Regions from separate parts of the Mus musculus genome. Here all the other regions are linked to region 2. The links are chromatin loops, found by intact Hi-C in ENCODE. Cell type or tissue: heart. All regions are shown on one strand. Links, peaks and the distances in the headings refer to the core of each region. The heading gives the core; the rest is flanking DNA. Region 1 holds the start of Gm33502 (a long non-coding RNA gene). Region 2 has its middle 19 kb from the start of Gm25375. Region 3 has its middle 57 kb from the start of Gm33502.

Evidence for each region. Peaks named below come from ENCODE experiments on the same cell type or tissue, not always from the same donor. Only the 100,000 strongest peaks of a DNase experiment are listed, where the experiment ranks them.
Region 1: it touches region 2 in a loop (3-fold over the local background); 5 of 42 quality-filtered maps call a loop at or near these places.
Region 3: it touches region 2 in a loop (6-fold over the local background); 5 of 42 quality-filtered maps call a loop at or near these places.

Annotation. Positions count from the first base shown.
Region 1 is chr16:30,789,414-30,797,822 of GRCm38, reverse strand. It overlaps Gm33502 (a long non-coding RNA gene), which reads right to left and starts at 4,401. Exons shown (of 3, transcript XR_384806.2): 1 at 4,054-4,401; 2 at 1,561-1,737; 3 at 1-22. In heart, for the core only: no CTCF peak of the experiment used is centred there; DNase peaks (open chromatin) are centred at 4,622 and 4,732; H3K27ac peaks cover 1,513 bases.
Region 2 is chr16:30,868,519-30,872,518 of GRCm38, reverse strand. No RefSeq gene overlaps it. Among named protein-coding and RNA genes, the nearest start is that of Gm25375, 19 kb to the left of the region's middle. In heart, for the core only: a CTCF peak has its summit at 2,283 (motif pointing left); a DNase peak (open chromatin) is centred at 2,248; H3K27ac peaks cover 690 bases.
Region 3 is chr16:30,734,344-30,738,343 of GRCm38, reverse strand. No RefSeq gene overlaps it. Among named protein-coding and RNA genes, the nearest start is that of Gm33502, 57 kb to the left of the region's middle. In heart, for the core only: CTCF peaks have their summits at 1,966 and 2,166 (motif pointing right); DNase peaks (open chromatin) are centred at 563, 1,223, 2,163 and 2,803; H3K4me3 peaks cover 748 bases; H3K27ac peaks cover 2,949 bases.

The sequences.
Region 1 (8,409 bases), core at 2,363-6,362, 77 kb after region 2:
TCCATTCAGTTCAATCCTAGAGCTTAGATAATAAAGCAGAAAAGGGAAAGAGATGGAATAGAATTTCATCAGTAATTAGAATGGATGATACAACTGTTAATTGCTTGTATCAGTTTTACTATTGTTTTGAGATTATCCTTTTGATGAGATTTCTTCTCTGAAGATGATTCTGAACACCATTAATTGAATTCCAAGGCCATAAATTATTCCCTAAGAGAGAGAGAAAGAGAGAGAAACAACAACAACAACAACAAAAAACGTTTCGTATAATGTGCCAGGTTTGGCAGAAAATACCCGATCCAGGGTTGATGTATGATGGGCCAAAGAAACTAGGTGAACAGATGTTTTAAATTAGGTGTCCTGCTACATGATGGCAGACATTGAGGGTTGAGTAGGTTCAAAGCCTGGCCTGACCACTGATTAGATGGGTAGCTGTGGGTAAGCTACCTAAACACTTTGTGCCTCAAGCTTACTCACTTGTAAGAAGAAGGTAACGGCGATGCCTTTCTCACAAGTCCTTGAAAAGATGAAGAAGGCTGAATGTGTTTCTCCCATCCCGGCAGCAGCCACTCAGACCTGGTCTCTTGGCCTCACTCTGAGCCTGGAAAGTACTCCTGTCCACTTCTATTTTGATCTGTCTGTCCTTCCACTGTAGGAGCTCTCAACTTCCACCTTGGGATTTCTGCCCACTCTTTGTTCTGATAATGTCTTTCTGTTCTATGAGTCTCCAAAGCTCTCCTGTCACCCAAACAAGCCTAGACAAAGGGGCCAGGAGAAGGCAAGCCTTTTCTTAATACTAGTTATTTGGATGGAATGTGTTGGGTTGGGAGTCCTTGAAGGGCCAAGAAGTCCTCTTTGCAAAGAATATCTCTAAGCTGTGAATACAGAAGGACACAGAGAGATAAGACACACAGGAAATAGCGAACTTGTGAGAGGGGGAGAGAGGACTCTGAGAACACCTAAGAGAGTTTTGAACTCCTAGTAGACCATATGACTGGAATAGGAACATGGCCATACAGTGGACAGGGGTAAATGAGTATGTAACCAGCTTCTTGTCACTGTAATAAATGCCTTGGATAAATCAAGTTAAAGGGAAGAAAGGGTTCTTTTGGCTCACAGTTCCTGAGGCACACAGCCCATGGTCATTGCCCTGATTGCTTAAGACCTATGATGAGACAGAATGGCATGGCAGAAGTATATGGCAGAGGAAACCTGTTTCCTTCTCGTTGGCCAGGCAATGAGGAGAGGGCAGAGGTCACAGAACCCTTTGGAGAAATGCTCCCATAGCCCTAACTTCATCCACCAGGCTCCACCTCCTAAAGGCATCAACACCTCCCCAGATCACCACACCTTGGCAACTAAGCTCTTTTCATAGGGTTTTGGGGACATTTAAAGTTCAATAGAAGGGGCGGGGAGAGCATGAGCGGAGCCACCATGCCCTTTCCTTCCCATATGACACAGTCGACAAACACTGTGGATAGAGCCGACATGGTCACTTGATCTTTATCCTTCCTCATCGATCTGCTCACTGCTGGACTCTGTATCAACATTGATGCTCACCCTTGCTCTTTGACTGGAGTTGCTGGGGTTGCTGTCCATCCCCCATCACTTTGTGGGAATATCCTTCTTGTACAGCTACACGCAGCATGTAGGCTGTTGACCACAGCTATAGAACTGGACTCCTGAAGTTCATGAATCAATGAACATACCTCTTCCCAGGGATGTCTTGCTCTCTTCCTGCCAGTGAGAATAGAGAGACCCAGTTACCTTCAAGGGCTCACTCAGTGGCCACCTCCTAAACAATATGGGGGTGGGGGTGGGGAGATATGAAGAAGTATAGCTGAACAGATAGATGCTTTTCATAGTCTCTCTTGGAACCCTCCTATCTCAGGGTGAGGTCATCACATATCGACTGCTTTGGGTGGACTGAGCACTCGAGACTGGGCGTCTGTTCTCTCATAAATGTCAAAACTGCTTCCTCCACTTCTAACAAGGGCAGCCAGCAGACTCCAGTACACAGTGCAGAGTGAACCAGGTCTTGGTTTTGGGAAACCAGCCAGCTACTTCCTAAAGATGTGCTATGGTGACTCATGACCAGCTTCCAGGAGAGAATAATCCAGAATCTATTGCCAGCATTTAACAATAGCAGTAACACTGTCTCCTAGAAATGATGGACGTCACTACCTCCAGGGGAAAAGGAGGTGGTCCGCCCAGCTGCATCCTACAGGAGTCTCCCTTCCTCTCAGGTGGTCAGCAGAGCAAGCGGGATGGGCTGAGGTGTGGGTGAAAGGTTGTCACTTGTTCCACAATCAGGGAGCCTGTAAGTTGTCTCTGTGACCTTCTGAGCCTTGGGGCCCTAGGGTAGTGAAATGAAGCTGTAGTGTTTATGCGATCCTTAAGTCTCTTTAGAGCCCAGAAACTTCTTAATGCAGAGACCCTGCCATACCCCAGATGTGCTCCTGTCTCAGAAGCATCAAATAATTAAACCTATAGAGCCCTAAGCAGAGGGGTGATTCTTCTTGCCTTTTCTCTATCAGCTTTAGTCACCATTGGCCTCATGTCCTGGCCATTGCCGGCTTAACTTGTCTTACTCCCCTATTCACATCAATTGGTCAGAAATGTGGCAGATATTTGGATTTCTAGGAGAGAGGGTCCCACTAAGGCTTCTCCTAAAGAAGCCTTCTTGTCCTGGGCGTCTCGCAAGATATGATGCTTTAAAGAACGAAGAATGCAAGGATGGAGCAGAACGACACCAGTATCTAGGCAGGATGTGATACAGTGGGCTTTAACCTCTTCAAAGGGCCCCTCGGTTGTTATCGACTCTCCTAGCTCTACCAAATGCCTGTGTTTCATACTCAGTCTGACCAGGATGGAATTCATGTTCCATGCAAACCTGCCCTGCTTTCCTCGCTCTCTACTTCAATGCCACCATAAGGATCCTCCCTGCCCTCCCTAGCATCTGATCTAGTCTTAGTCTGATGGGGGCCAGATATTTCCACATCTTCCCCCAAATGCCTGGGGAATATGCATATGGCGTGGTATGAGAATTCAGACCATACCCTCTGGACTTCAGATCCTGGGCATGGGGCAAACTCTAGAGAGTGTTCGTACAGCAGTGGAGGTTAGGCGACATGGCTGTCCTTTTGAAGTGGGAAGCAGGGTAATCGCGTGTAGAACAGGCTAGCGCTTAGGGTTGGTCAAGTGCTTCTATGTATTCAAATGCTAAATTCTGTACCCCAAGAGCTGGTTACCCCAAGACGAGCAAGCAAATTCTCATATACTCCAGTTTTTGTTGTGCAAACCTTGCTCTTCAGGTTAATTGGTCAATAAAAGACTAAAGCCTATGATTGGGCAGTAGAGAGAGAGAAAGGCGGGACTTGAGGATTGAGGGGGGCGTGTCTCAGGAGAGAACAGTGAGGAGAAAGGAGACAAGAGAAGACAAAGAGAGGAAGAGGCAGCCATGAGATGAGATGGGCCATGAGCATGTGACCAGGAGAAAGAGCAAGTGGCAAGGGACATATGGCTGGGATGAAAATTAGAATAGCTCCAAACCTGCCCAATCTAGGCTTACAAATTTTAAATAAATACCAGGATATCTTATATACGGGATAGATAGAATATATAATTCTTACTACAGTTTGCCTCAAAGTCACAGAGCTCTACCTGTCTCTGTCTCCTGATGGCTGGGATCAAAGGTATACACTACTACTACTCCCACGCCCTTCTGGCTGTGTGGAGTGACCTTATTCCAGCCTCTCTTGGTTCCCAAGTTTGCTTTTTCCAGCTTCCCCATTGACCTAGTGAGATCTAATGATTACACAACAGGTAAGCTCCTTTTCTTCTGTGATATCTAGTATTGGGAGTTCATTGTTTGCAAGTAAATACTGATTAGTGTCCTCCCCTCTCCAGATCCCCAGGCCAGTGAGCTGGGGGTCATTCCCGATAGTCCCTGTGACACTCTCATCACTGTCCCCAAGGCCCAGTAGCTCTGCCTGACCTATCTCCCCACTACCCCCCAAACAGGCCCAGATTAAGTTCATTCATAATTCCTACTGTTCTGTAGGCAGGTCTTTCAGCTGGAGAAGTTCATTATCAGGACCATCTGCTTTGGTCAAACTTCCAAGTCAAAGTCCAGGAGCAGACTACCATTCAGTTTCCTTGGTAGAGAAGGAGATGGAGAAAAACGGAGAGCAGACAGGTGCCGAGGGAGTCTGAGAGGAGAGGGACGAGAGAGGCAGGTGAGTGACACAGGCGTGGCTCAGGCCCTCCTGCTGCAGCCTCGAGACTGCCTGGCCAGCTTCTCTGCCAGTGTCACTGGTCCGTGAGCTCTCTATGCTCACGTCAACGAAAACATATTAATTACCCTTTAAATGGAAATAAATTAACTTAAGAAGATGCAGTTTTATCTTGCTTTTATGGCAGCCAAGTTCCCCGAGGATGTGTTAATTGATTTTAAATCCAAATCAGCCTAATGCACTTGGGCACTCTGCCCAGTGGGAGTGAGCTTTGGCTCCTGGAAAGGAAACGGCTCTATGCCAACTGATTTGACACATTTTTATCACTGCGGAGGAGGTAAGCACAACCACGGGTGGAGAAGGTCCAGCAGCACCAGGTCCTCTGTGCAGATAGTAAGTATTTATTGAGCTTCTACTCTATCCGAGCACTGTGCAAAGCACTGTTGTGTAAGGCTGGGCGACTCAGCTTTGGCCCTGAGCACTCTAAAATGCCTACCAGGGGCTTTCTAAAGTGTCATTGCCCGGCCGGTCCTCCCTGACTCGATCTCACTGGGGCTGGCTTTCAAGGCTGGCCAGGCCTACAGGAACCAGATAGTGGGATATCGATGGGCTTCGTGGAAACACTAGGAGAGGAAGTGAGGACAACTACCCAGGGGCCAGCTTGGCTGAACTGGCAATTCTTCCACTTTTCCAAGCTGTTCCTCCATGACGACACAGGAGCTGCATGAGAGGAATAGGGCTGAGAGTCTGGAGAGGTGGTTCTAGTAGCTTAGCATCCTCATCCAGTATTGCCAGATTTAGCAAATGAAGGATGCAAGATACTTCCATGAATTTGAATTTTACATAAATAGCACTTGTTTTTAGTGTATGCCCCCATTTAACAGTTGGGGCATGCTTGCACTAATAGCTACTTAACTGGGTGTCTGTGCTTTACCTGGCAGCCCATCCATTCCCACTCCCGAGAGATACCCCAGACCCCAATGGCTCCCACCCCTGATATGAAGCAACATCTACCCAATAGGAGTGCAGTGGCAGCAGGGAGGGCCTGAAGAGCATCCCAGAGGAGTCTGCCCATAGCTGTGCTCCCCAGAAATGAGATCTAGTTCCACCACCTGCCTTGGCGTATTAATTATATTTCTTGTTGTGACAGAAGAAACTAAAGTATGGCCTTATTTTGGCTCATGGTTTGAGGAGAGAATCTATCAAGTCAGGGAGTAGTGGTGGCAGGAGTGGGAGGTGGCTGGTCATATTGTGTCTAGTCAGGCAGCAGGGGGACATGGCTGGATGCTGGTACTCAGTTGAATTTCCTGTGATTCTTCTGTGGATTCAGTGTAACTACCCTAGCCCATGTATGGAGTCACTTACACCCAGAGCAGATCTTCCCCAGCTAAACCTCTCTAGACATCCTCAGATGTGTGTCTCCCAGAGGTGTGTCTTCTAGGTAACTCCAAACCAACCCAGTTGAGTTGACAATGAAGATTAACCATCACAGCTGGGCACTAACGTGGAGCATCCTAAGGAGAATGCACATGAAAAAGACACCGTCCCACCCAGAGGGACTCAGGGGGACCCAGAGGGACCCAGAGGGCAGCAAAGGAGGAGTTAAGTCAAAACAAATCATCTTGATACAAGGTTAGATGGCCAGGGAACACAGAGAGGGAAAAGCTGATTTGTTTTGGTGGGTGGAAGTCTTGCAGGCGTCCCGGAAGAGGTCATATTCCCTATCAACAAGATTCCTGACATGTATATAAAATAGCCTCCCCGCAGCACCAGCACATATCTGAAACCCTTCAAACTTTGGCTATCATGACAAAGCTCCCAGCAGCCCCAGCAATCCAGTTGCAATTGACTTCCCAGATGAAACGTTTGTGCTATCCATAACCCAGAAGGGAGCCTCACACTGTAATAGAAACATTTCAGCAAGGGCATGCCAGGTAAATACTCTTTACCCCACCGTGCAAGGGGGCTTGTATGCTTAGAGATGTAGCTAGACACTAGGGATTGTGGTGAGCATAGAATGGAATAGCTACCTCAAAGGTCTATCAGGAGCAGGGTAAGGGGAGTTTGGCATCTCAGGGCACTCTCACTTCTATTTGAAAGCTGGGACGCCTGTTCTTGCTGGAGGCAGGCTTCCTCCCAAGGGCCTGCCTGAGCACAATAGCTTGCTCCTGACACTTGGTAGACACTGTGCTAATAGGGAATACCAATCACGCTCTTGGTTAATATTTAGCCACCTGAATTTTGAACAGATAACATTTCAGAGCCTGCTTTATGCTTGCCTACACTGAATGAGGACAAAGAAACACTTCTCATTCATTGCTTCTTCCTTAACAAGGGCGAGCACTTTCCAAAATGCAAACATTCACAGAGTCCTATCTGAGCCTAGCCCTGATAACACCCCAAAGGTGGCTGGAGAAGAAAGCCTTGCTTGGGTTGCTTGTTTGCTGAGCAATACGCTAAGAGAACCTTCTCTGGGGACTGGTTGCGGGGGCCGGGCCGGGGGGCTCTTTGGCATGTGAGAGTGCCATGGGAATGACTCTATAGAGTCAGAAATGGTACCCAGAGATGCCTAGTGCTGAAGGCTCTGGAGACAGAATAGTTGATGGTTAATTAATGCTCCCCAGCAAGTCGGACAGACAGCTCCAGCTGCCCCCACCCCCCACCATGCTGGTCTATTAACAGCATTGGGCTCCTCTTGCAAGCTGGGGCACAGTGAGGAGCTGTCAAGAAGTGTTTTTGAGAAATTAAAGGGACATCTCTAAGTGGGTACACACCCAGGAGCAGGCCAGCCTGCCTGGCTCCTCCTCAGCCTGCCTTGCTCCTCCTCTGGCTCTGAGGGAGTAATGCCTAACAGTATGCCTGTGTTTCTGCAGGAACTTGATTAAAGCTGGCTGCCAGACAGAGCTAGCCTGCGTGTGTGGCCACTTCAAGCCAGGCAGAAGCAGCTCCCAGGCCCTCGTGGGTCCACTGCACTGTGGAATCGGACCCTTAGACCCTCTGAATCCTAGAAGAAAAGAGGTGATACCACTGGGGAGCTAAAGCCTGAGCTTTTACCTCCTCTTCCTCCAAGGGGCTCTACCGGACTCCCCCAGTCTCTCCTGCCTGCCTGCCTGCCTGCCTGCCTGCCCTCCTGAGTGCTATCCCAGGTTTTGAGCCAACTGCCCTTACCATCTCTTCATGTTTTCGCCTTTCCCAGGCCTCTGTTATTACATCTAGCCAGCCATAGCTGTGTGTAAAGTGACATTGTTTTCATCAGACACTGTTGTCCACTGCAGGGGCCCAACACGCCACCCCTCCTCTTCCCCCCTCTCCACTTCTCTCCTACTAGGAGGGTTCACTGGAAGCCACAGGAAGGGGTGTGGTTGCTGTGGTTGCCCAGCTGAGAGCTGGATTGGGGGAAATCAGGAAGTCCAGGCTCCCTTCCAAAGCAAATTGGAAAGATCCGCAGCAGCCAGGGCACTGGATAAACAATTGTCCCCAAATGCAGGGGACAGCCAAGGAGGTTTCAGTTCTATGAAAAGTTAAAACTTTGGTTCTGAAGTACAATCCTACCGATGAGGACAGAGCCTTTTTTTGTTAGTTCTTATCAGGTGTGGGAAGAACCAAAGATGGAGATCGAGCAGTATAAAAAGCAAAGCATCCCTCTGTCTCCATGACCTGCAGTCCCACTCATCAGAGGTAAAGTGTGAGCAGTGTCCGGGGTCAGTGAGGGCTCAAACAGTGAAGCTGCACAGGTTTGGGATGGTGTGTGTGCACTCAAGCACTCACCTGTTGCACACATGTACACGTGTGAGGGTAAGCCTGCGCCATAGTCTAAGAGCGTAGGCTCATCTATTAACTACCTGGGCCCCCTTCCTTCCAAATGCTAAGTCCAACAGTTTATTCAGTTTTTGTTTCCAAAACTGTACCATTTGTACATTATGAATAATAATGGAAACTGCCTATCTCTCTGTGCAGATGTTTTCCAGTTCATGAAACATCCGTAAACTCACAAAGGGCTCGTGTTCTGCGTACACATGCCTCTCAGCCCACCTCCTTCCAGAAGTAAAGATGTCTGCCGTAAACCTCCAGCATATGAACCACTGCGAGGTTTGTGATGCACGCTGCAGCCCTCGGGGAAGTATTATCCCCAAAAGACATAAACGGTGTCCAGACTTGTCTCAGGGTATAGAAG
Region 2 (4,000 bases), core at 1-4,000:
AAAAAAAAAAAAATTAAAAAAAATGTTAGCACTGGATTCCTGGAAGGATGATAAGCCATCTGACTTAAGGCTATGAGAGTGTAGGAGGTTTCCCAGAAGAGGTGACAGACAGAGCTCACAGTGGTGAATTACTCGGTTGGCACTGTTCCCAGTACTTTACAACTGTAAACTCACTTCATGTCTCCTCAGTCCCACAAGTGTCCACTTTGGTGGAGGAAGAAACTCCAGGAGATTGTAAAACCTTCCCAAGAGCCACACATCTAGAACAGAGTGGGATGGGGTTTGATCTGGAACACTGAAGTCATAGTACGTGTGCTAGAGGTGTGGTCCCCTGACTGCCGCCGACCCCGCCCATTCTCCTGCCATCTCTGACTCCTGGTTTTCTCATTTGTAGGATGGGTTGGCAGTAAGCAGGCTAAAAGGGCCCTGGCTTTCTATAGTGTGTTACTTTTCATTCAGTTCATTTTTCATTGCTATAACGAAACACATGAATCAGGTCATGTCCGAAGAAAGCAAGGTTCTTTAATTCACCATTATGGAAATTAAAAGCTCAAAGAGAATGGCATAGGTTCCAGTGAGGGCCCTTGGCAGGGTGGTAGGAACACACAGGGAAGAAGGAAGCAGTCTCATTTCAGATGTCTAGGGCAGGGTGAGGATGAGGAGAGGAGGGTGGTGTCTGGGAGAAGTCGGGGGATGGGAAAATATGATAAAAATACACTATGTGAAACCCTCAAGGGGGGGAGTGGGTGGATAGGGGAGTGGGGGTGGGTGGGTAAGGGGGACTTTTGGTATAGCATTGGAAATGTAAATGAGCTAAATACCTAATAAAAAAAAAATGAAAAAAAAAAAAAAAAGCCTAGAATATTTGCCACCTGGCCCTTTATAGAAAGCTTTACAGTCCCTGTAATTAACAAGTAATAAAAGCGCTAGTTGAAGAAGAAAAAAAAAAAAAAAAAAAAAGAAACCCTCAAAGCATAAACAAGCAACAAACAAACAAACCCAGAAAGCTTAGACTCAGGGTTTTATATCAGTTTGATCTTGGATTTCCCCACCTCTTAAAGGTTCCACAACACCTTCTCAAGCTCTTAACAGCTGAGTGTGTGTGTGGGGTGGGGCTGGAGGGCAGGGAAGCAAACAACCTCCAAACCATCGTCTGTGGTTCTTGAGTTTCAAATGGAAAGACAGGAAAAGGGGACTCAACTGGACTCAACCACAGCATTTATGGTGACAAGGCTTGGCTGAGTCCATGACAGGCTTCAAATAGGCAATTAAGGATACTAGGCTTAAATCTCTGTTTCCAAGAACTGGACAATTCCGGGCAAGTCCAGGCCTTAGAAACTGCCTGCCACCTGGCCTGAAGCAAGGACAACGGGTCAGCAGCAGTTTCCAGACTTCCTCAGCAAGTGTCCAGCCCCCACACCCTGGTAATGGAATGTTTATAGAGATGGACCCAACAGATTAACATAGATGTCACCTACCTTGGATTTCCCTAATGTGCTTTAAATCAGGCCTGCAAGCTTACTTGGTTGTCTCTCTATTGGTAATGGGAGACCCCAGCATGCTGGACTTCTGCAGAATAAAGCACTCTGTGTGTTTGCATACTATTTGAGTCTGGGGTGTCATATTTCATGGACCCTTACAAATAGGTCCCAGGGGAAGGTGTCACAAAGCTGTTTGTAGTCATGCACTTGCCTCGGTGACCAGCATCATGTCCAGGCCACAGTAGGGCAAAGGTTGCTCTCACTGAGCATTAAGTAGCATTGTATCAAAGGTATGTGGGAGAGAGGCTTTGTCGGTGAGGGGGTATTGTTATCAAAGAGGGACAGCTCCTGAGACCTCACAACAGTGGCTGTCTACTCCCAATACTGGGTCAGTGCCCAGTTACCAGAACAGGACTTCATGTAAAGAGCTGTTAAGGAAAGTTAGCTAGGTAGCTTAAAAAGTCAGGAAGAGCCCAAAGACTGACAGGTAATTAGAAGCAGTTATGGATGAGGGAAGAGGAGGGAGTTTCTTCTAGCTCAGACACATGAGTAGAGGTCACCTGCCAGCTGTTGCTGTTGGCGGTTCAAGGATTGGAAGGGGGTTGTGGGACGGGGGAGATGCAACTGAAATTGCGGTGGCGGTCGGGAGGGGGAGTGGGAGATGCCACTGAAGCTGCGAGGAGAAAAATAATGCCTGGGATGGGAGCCCAAGAAACAGGAAGCCCTCAGGAAGGAGACAGCGAACAAACAGGAAGAAGCAGATCCCGGCTCCCACCTCCTGCCTGGCTGCCTCTCTCTAGCGCCCCCTGTTGCAGGGACTAACAGAGTCGGCTGTCAAAGCGGAAGTATGGACTCAGGATTCTCGAATTACCCATGAGGCAGTTGGACGTCTGTCCTGTTGGGAGCACAGAGTCGGTGACTAAACTGTCTTCATTCCTTCCTTCAGGTTTCTGGCATGTGTAGTCCCCAGAGGAAGTAGTTCATGGGACAGTCCTGAGGTTGAGGTCCGGGACATGCCGCAGTTACCTGTGTACCCCTCCCAGAGGCTGCTACTCTGCCCTGGCAGAGCAACTGGTGTTAATGGAGGAGGGAGTGGTGTGGCAGAAGCCTACACAGGTAAACTGAAACCTTCTCTGAACAGCCTGTGGGGTACCTGTCCCCTATTCCCTAGGGCTGTGATTCAGTGGACCTGCCTCGGAGCCAGGAAGCAGGTATTGAACCTTTAGCTTGGACAACCCAACACAGGTTCGGCCCCGACTCAGTGAATATGCTCAAACTCCTTTCCTGTCCTCATCTATTTTCTGAGTGAGTCACTAGCAAGAAGTACACTCTACCATATAAGGCACTGTGTGGCATTGGGCAGGTCATTAAACCTCAGAGTCTCTGTTTCCTCAGAATGCCTTCTTGGTCCTTTTATTCCTGTGTAAGAAAAAACAGGATGAGACTTTGGGCCTCTTTATCTTGCCTCCACCACCCCCACCCTTCTTGCAGGAGTGATATTTCAGCATTGTGCGTCATGACTTTTCTTTGAAGGCAGTCAATATCAGAAGGCAGAGTCTCTGGTTTAACTTGGAAAAAAACAAAATCCTGAAGACTCATGATGACTGGGACTTGCTGGACAGAGATGGTGGAGAGCCTCTGCTGTGGTCCCTGGGTGTGGAGACAGAGAACAAAGGAAGAATGAAGAGGAGGGGGCGGGGCCTCTTTGCAGCTACCTAAAGGAGGCCAGAGACTAGGTATGCCCCGAACCCTGGGCTCCTGATGAATTCCAGAGCAAGTGAGCTTATGAAGAGACTTTAAGAGTCTTTGATGAGGGCTGGTGAGATGGCTCAGTGGGTAAGAGCACCCGACTGCTCTTCTGAAGGTCTGAAGTTCAAATCCCAGCAACCACATGGTGGCTCACAACCACCCGTAATGAGATCTGATGCCCTCTTCTGGTGTATCTGAAGACAGCTATAGTGTACTTACATATGATAAATAAATAAATAAATCTTAAAAAAAAAAAAAGAGTCTTTGATGAGACTCAGTGGACTAAGGTCACACCTCCTAGCCTCTGGCTATTTCAGGGCAAGATAGCAGGCACCCAGAAGGGATAAGAGATGTGTACCTCATGAGAAAAAGGATTAGGGTGGCAAATGTTAAGTGTCAACTCTGAGTTCCTTTGCTGAGGTGTCTGCCTATCCACCGTATGGATTTATGTGCAAGATGTTGACTGCCTTCCTGGCTAAACTCAAGTTCTTGCAAGTTGACCCAAGTCTGGTGGTACTTAGAGAATAAGCCGGGCAGGTATCTGAGGATCACAGTCAATTTGAGTGAATGTTAGGAGGGCGTGTGTTCCCACAGCCTAGACCACTGTGGTGTCACTGGTCGGTGTTTTGGGGGCATTGGTGAGCTGTGAACAGATGGACCATTTCCCAGAGGTGAGCAGTGGGGATCCCAGCACAAGGCCTTCTGTGTCAGCTGGAGGAGGGGTCAGCAGAGTTGGCTATTGGGTCCTGAGGACTGGCAGATGTTCTTAG
Region 3 (4,000 bases), core at 1-4,000, 130 kb after region 2:
GTCTCATCCACTTACAGAGATTGACTTTTGCCAGAGACTCAAAGCATTTGGGTCCCAGAACCCTGGTGCAGCCTAAGGGCTCCTTAATTGTGACCCCTTGGGCAGTCTCCTTGCTCTCTGAGCATTGGCTTCATTACCTGCAAAATTGGAATAACAGCATTGCCTCACAGGAGCACCAATTCAGATGAGGTTTACAGAATGCCTAGAGGGGTTGGAAATGGTCTCACATAGAAAAACTGGCCTTGGGAGGGATCTAAGTCAGAGTTTCTTTTTGTTGTTGTTGTTTGTTTTGTTTTGTTTTCTTCGAGACCGGGTTTTTCTGTGTAGCCCTGGCTGTCCTGGAACTCACTTTGTAGACCAGGCTGGCCTCGAACTCAGAAATCCGCCTGCCTCTGCCTCCCGAGTGCTGGGATTAAAGGCTTGCGCCACCATGCCCGGCTTTAAGTCAGGGTTTCTATTGCTGTGATGGAATGCTATGGCCGAAAGCAGCATGGGGAGGAAAGGGTTACTCAGCTTACACTTCCAGGTAACAGTCTGTCCTTGAGAGTGGGGCAGGAGCTCAAACAGGGTAGCAACCCAGAGGCCGGAGCTGGTACTTGACTATCTCCAGACCCGTGAGGGACCTCTCAAAACAAAGGTGAATAGGCCAGTAGCTAAGAAACAAGATCCAAGGTCATCCTCTGACCTCTGTACTCTTGTGCACACGTGTGCATGAGCACCTATATCTACACACACACCCCGCCCCCACCATACACACACAAAATAGCTGGAAAAAATAACACGGGCTTTGCACAATCCACCATGTCACAAATCAACTATGCAACTTTGGCAAGAAGAAACATTCTCTCACAGCCTCAGTTTCCCCCTTGGTAAAATGGGCTGGCTCTTCTGCTCTGTCCAGTCTACCACCTGGAAGCACCCCAGGCCCCTCTAAGCAGCACTGTGGTTTGTACAAGGTCCAGAGATCTTGTAAATTTCATTAGAAGCAGTTTTCCAGATGTGCCGGGGTGGGGTGACCTATAGTTAGAACTCAGCAGCCCCCACTTGTTTGTGTATTTACCGAAGCTCTGAACCAGCTGTCTGAATCACTTGCAAACAGACCAAAGCTATTTTCAGGCGTCACACGCAGCCCCACAAGAGTCAGCCACGCCTCAGGATAATGCACTAAAAATATCCTTATAGTGCTATTTTTAAGGCTCCAAAGCTACAAGCCACAGCCCAAGAAAGCAGAGTTCCTCACTGCGTGCACACACAGGGCACCAAACCAGAGCCCAGTTCCCACTGGGCCCCTGGGTCAGTCCAGGGGCTATTCTTTTCTCTGACCATCTGGAATCTCCCTAGCCAAAGGCCCAGGCTGCGTATGAAGGAAGCCTTGTCCTTCCCTGGGGACCCTGCTAGACGCTGAGGGGTACAACACAGCCCATGACACGACGATGGGACCATTATGTCTGCTGTATGCTTGTTTCTGTTCTGAATCACCAGCTCGGAGGCTTCTGCCCGTCAGGGATGCTGGACACGTCCCTAGCACATCTGAACAGTCATTTATGATTTTGAAAGCATATTCGCATGCATCAGCTCCACTGATCACTGTGGAACCTCGACACAAGGGTTATTATTGTCTATACGTGCGAATTTGTGCCCGGTTATCACCTTGGTGATGTGATAGAACACAGGTGGTCTCTGGTGTGTCCAGAAGTGATGACTTCACACTGGTTCAGCATCTTCCTTCTGCTACCATCGTAAGCACAGCAGTCACGATTCATTTGCTCACTCGTTCATTCATTCATTCATTCATTCATTCACTCGTTCCCTTGAGAAGTATTTTCCTCACTTCATAAGCTAAAGCCCTCTCTGTACTAGGCTGAGATATAAATGACACCTCTCTAGGAGGTGACAGTACCAGGACAGAAACCCAAGAGAAGCTTCTTAATCATATTGGGGCCCCAAGGGCTAAGTTGGATAGATAAACAAACACCGTGGAAGGCCTGAAAAGCCTGAGCCTGTGAAAACTGAAAGCAAGAGTAAGGGCAGGAGCCCAGGGAATTGTGGGGGCTAGCAGCTAGAGGGGGTTGGGGGGAGAGGGGAGGGGTTGGGGGCCTGTCTGCAGCTGATCCAGGGAGTCCAGCGGTTTACAGCAGAGGTCAGTGCAGACACAGCTGGGTTTTAAGAATCCCAGAGATGCTCTGTGGTGGGAGGGGTAGTCGGGCTTCAGAGAAAAGAGCCAGCACGCAGACCATGGCAACAGTTTGGGTGACCCAGAATGGGACTGAGGGAGGAGTCCAGGAGATTGACAAAGGAAGATGAGATTCAGAAAGTATATGGAAGTAGCTACGCGGTGTGAAGGAAAGAGGCGGGCAGAGTAAGGCAGGAGAAAGGAAGGATGCTACCGTTGTAGTGAGCAGTGTGACACGGTTTGTGGAGTTCCAGGAAGAGAGCAAGAGTGGACACAGTTTGGAAGGAAGGAAGCTTTTGAGAGGAATCTATAAATCTGTGGGTCTCAATACTCTTTCTCATCTGATACCTGAAAGTACCAGGATCTCTCCCTGATCAGCAACCTAAAATCTCCCCAGCAGAGCCTAAAATCAGGGGCTCAAAGTGTGCTTGGTGTATTTGGTCCTAAGGCCCTTGCTATTCACCTGTAAAGTCAGGAATGCATTTTTGCATATGCAAATATGTTTCCTTGGCTGAGGAAGTGTAGTTGTGTGCTTACCTCAGGGTAGCCAGGAATGTCACTCTGGGCTCTGGGTGCTTACCTCCATTAAGACCCCCTGGAGGGCTCTGTCCAGCTGTCCTCTGAGGCCTGCTGTTGTCCCCTGGAGAGAAATTCCGTGGCTACAGAGTTCCTGCCACCTGCACTTTCCCGTACATCCAGTCTAGGTTAGGGAAGGTCACACACACAGGGGGAAAATTCCAGAACATGAGCTCATAGCGTGTGGTGAAAAGTGAGGAAATTTGCCTGGAATTTTGGAATCTGCTCCAGGAATTCATTTTTTTGTTTTAACAGCAAATAGCTTCTAGGGAGCTACCAGGAATAGGTGTCTTCTCTACAGTGTTCCCCACTCCCACTGTGGCTGGTCTTCATTCACATGGCAGGCAGAGTGGTGGATGACTCCAAGTTTGTATTTTCTTTTTTTTTTTTCCATTTTTTATTAGGTATTTAGCTCATTTACATTTCCAATGCTATACCAAAAGTCCCCCATATCCACCCACCCCCACTCCCCTGCCCACCCACTCCCCCTTTTTGGCCCTGGTGTTCCCCTGTACTGGGGCATATAAAGTTTGCAAGTCCAATGGGCCTCTCTTTCCAGTGATGGCCGACTAGGCCATCTTTTGATATATATGCAGCTAGAGTCAAGAGCTCCGGGGTACTGGTTAGTTCATAATGTTGTTCCACCTATAGGGTTGCAGATCCCTTTAGCTCCTTGGCTACTTTCTCTAGCTCCTCCATTGGGAGCCCTATGATCCATCCATTAGCTGACTGTGAGCATCCACTTCTGTGTTTGCTAGGCCCCGGCATAGTCTCACAAGAGACAGCTACATCTGGGTCCTTTCAATAAAATCTTGCTAGTGTATGCAATGGTGTCAGCGTTTGGATGCTGATTATGGGGTGGATCCCTGGATATGGCAGTCTCTACATGGTCCATCCTTTCATCTCAGCTCCAAACTTTGTCTCTGTAACTCCTTCCATGGGTGTTTTGTTCCCAAATCTAAGGAGGGGCATAGTGTCCACACTTCAGTCTTCATTCTTCTTGAGTTTCATGTGTTTAGCAAATTATATCTTATATCTTGGGTATCCTAGGTTTGGGGCTAATATCCACTTATCAGTGAGTACATATTGTGTGAGTTTCTTTGTGAATGTGTTACCTCACTCAGGATGATGCCCTCCAGGTCCATCCATTTGGCTAGAAATTTCATAAATTCATTCTTTTTAATAGCTGAGTAGTACTCCATTGTGTAGATGTACCACATTTTCTGTATCCATTCCTCTGTTGAGGGGCAT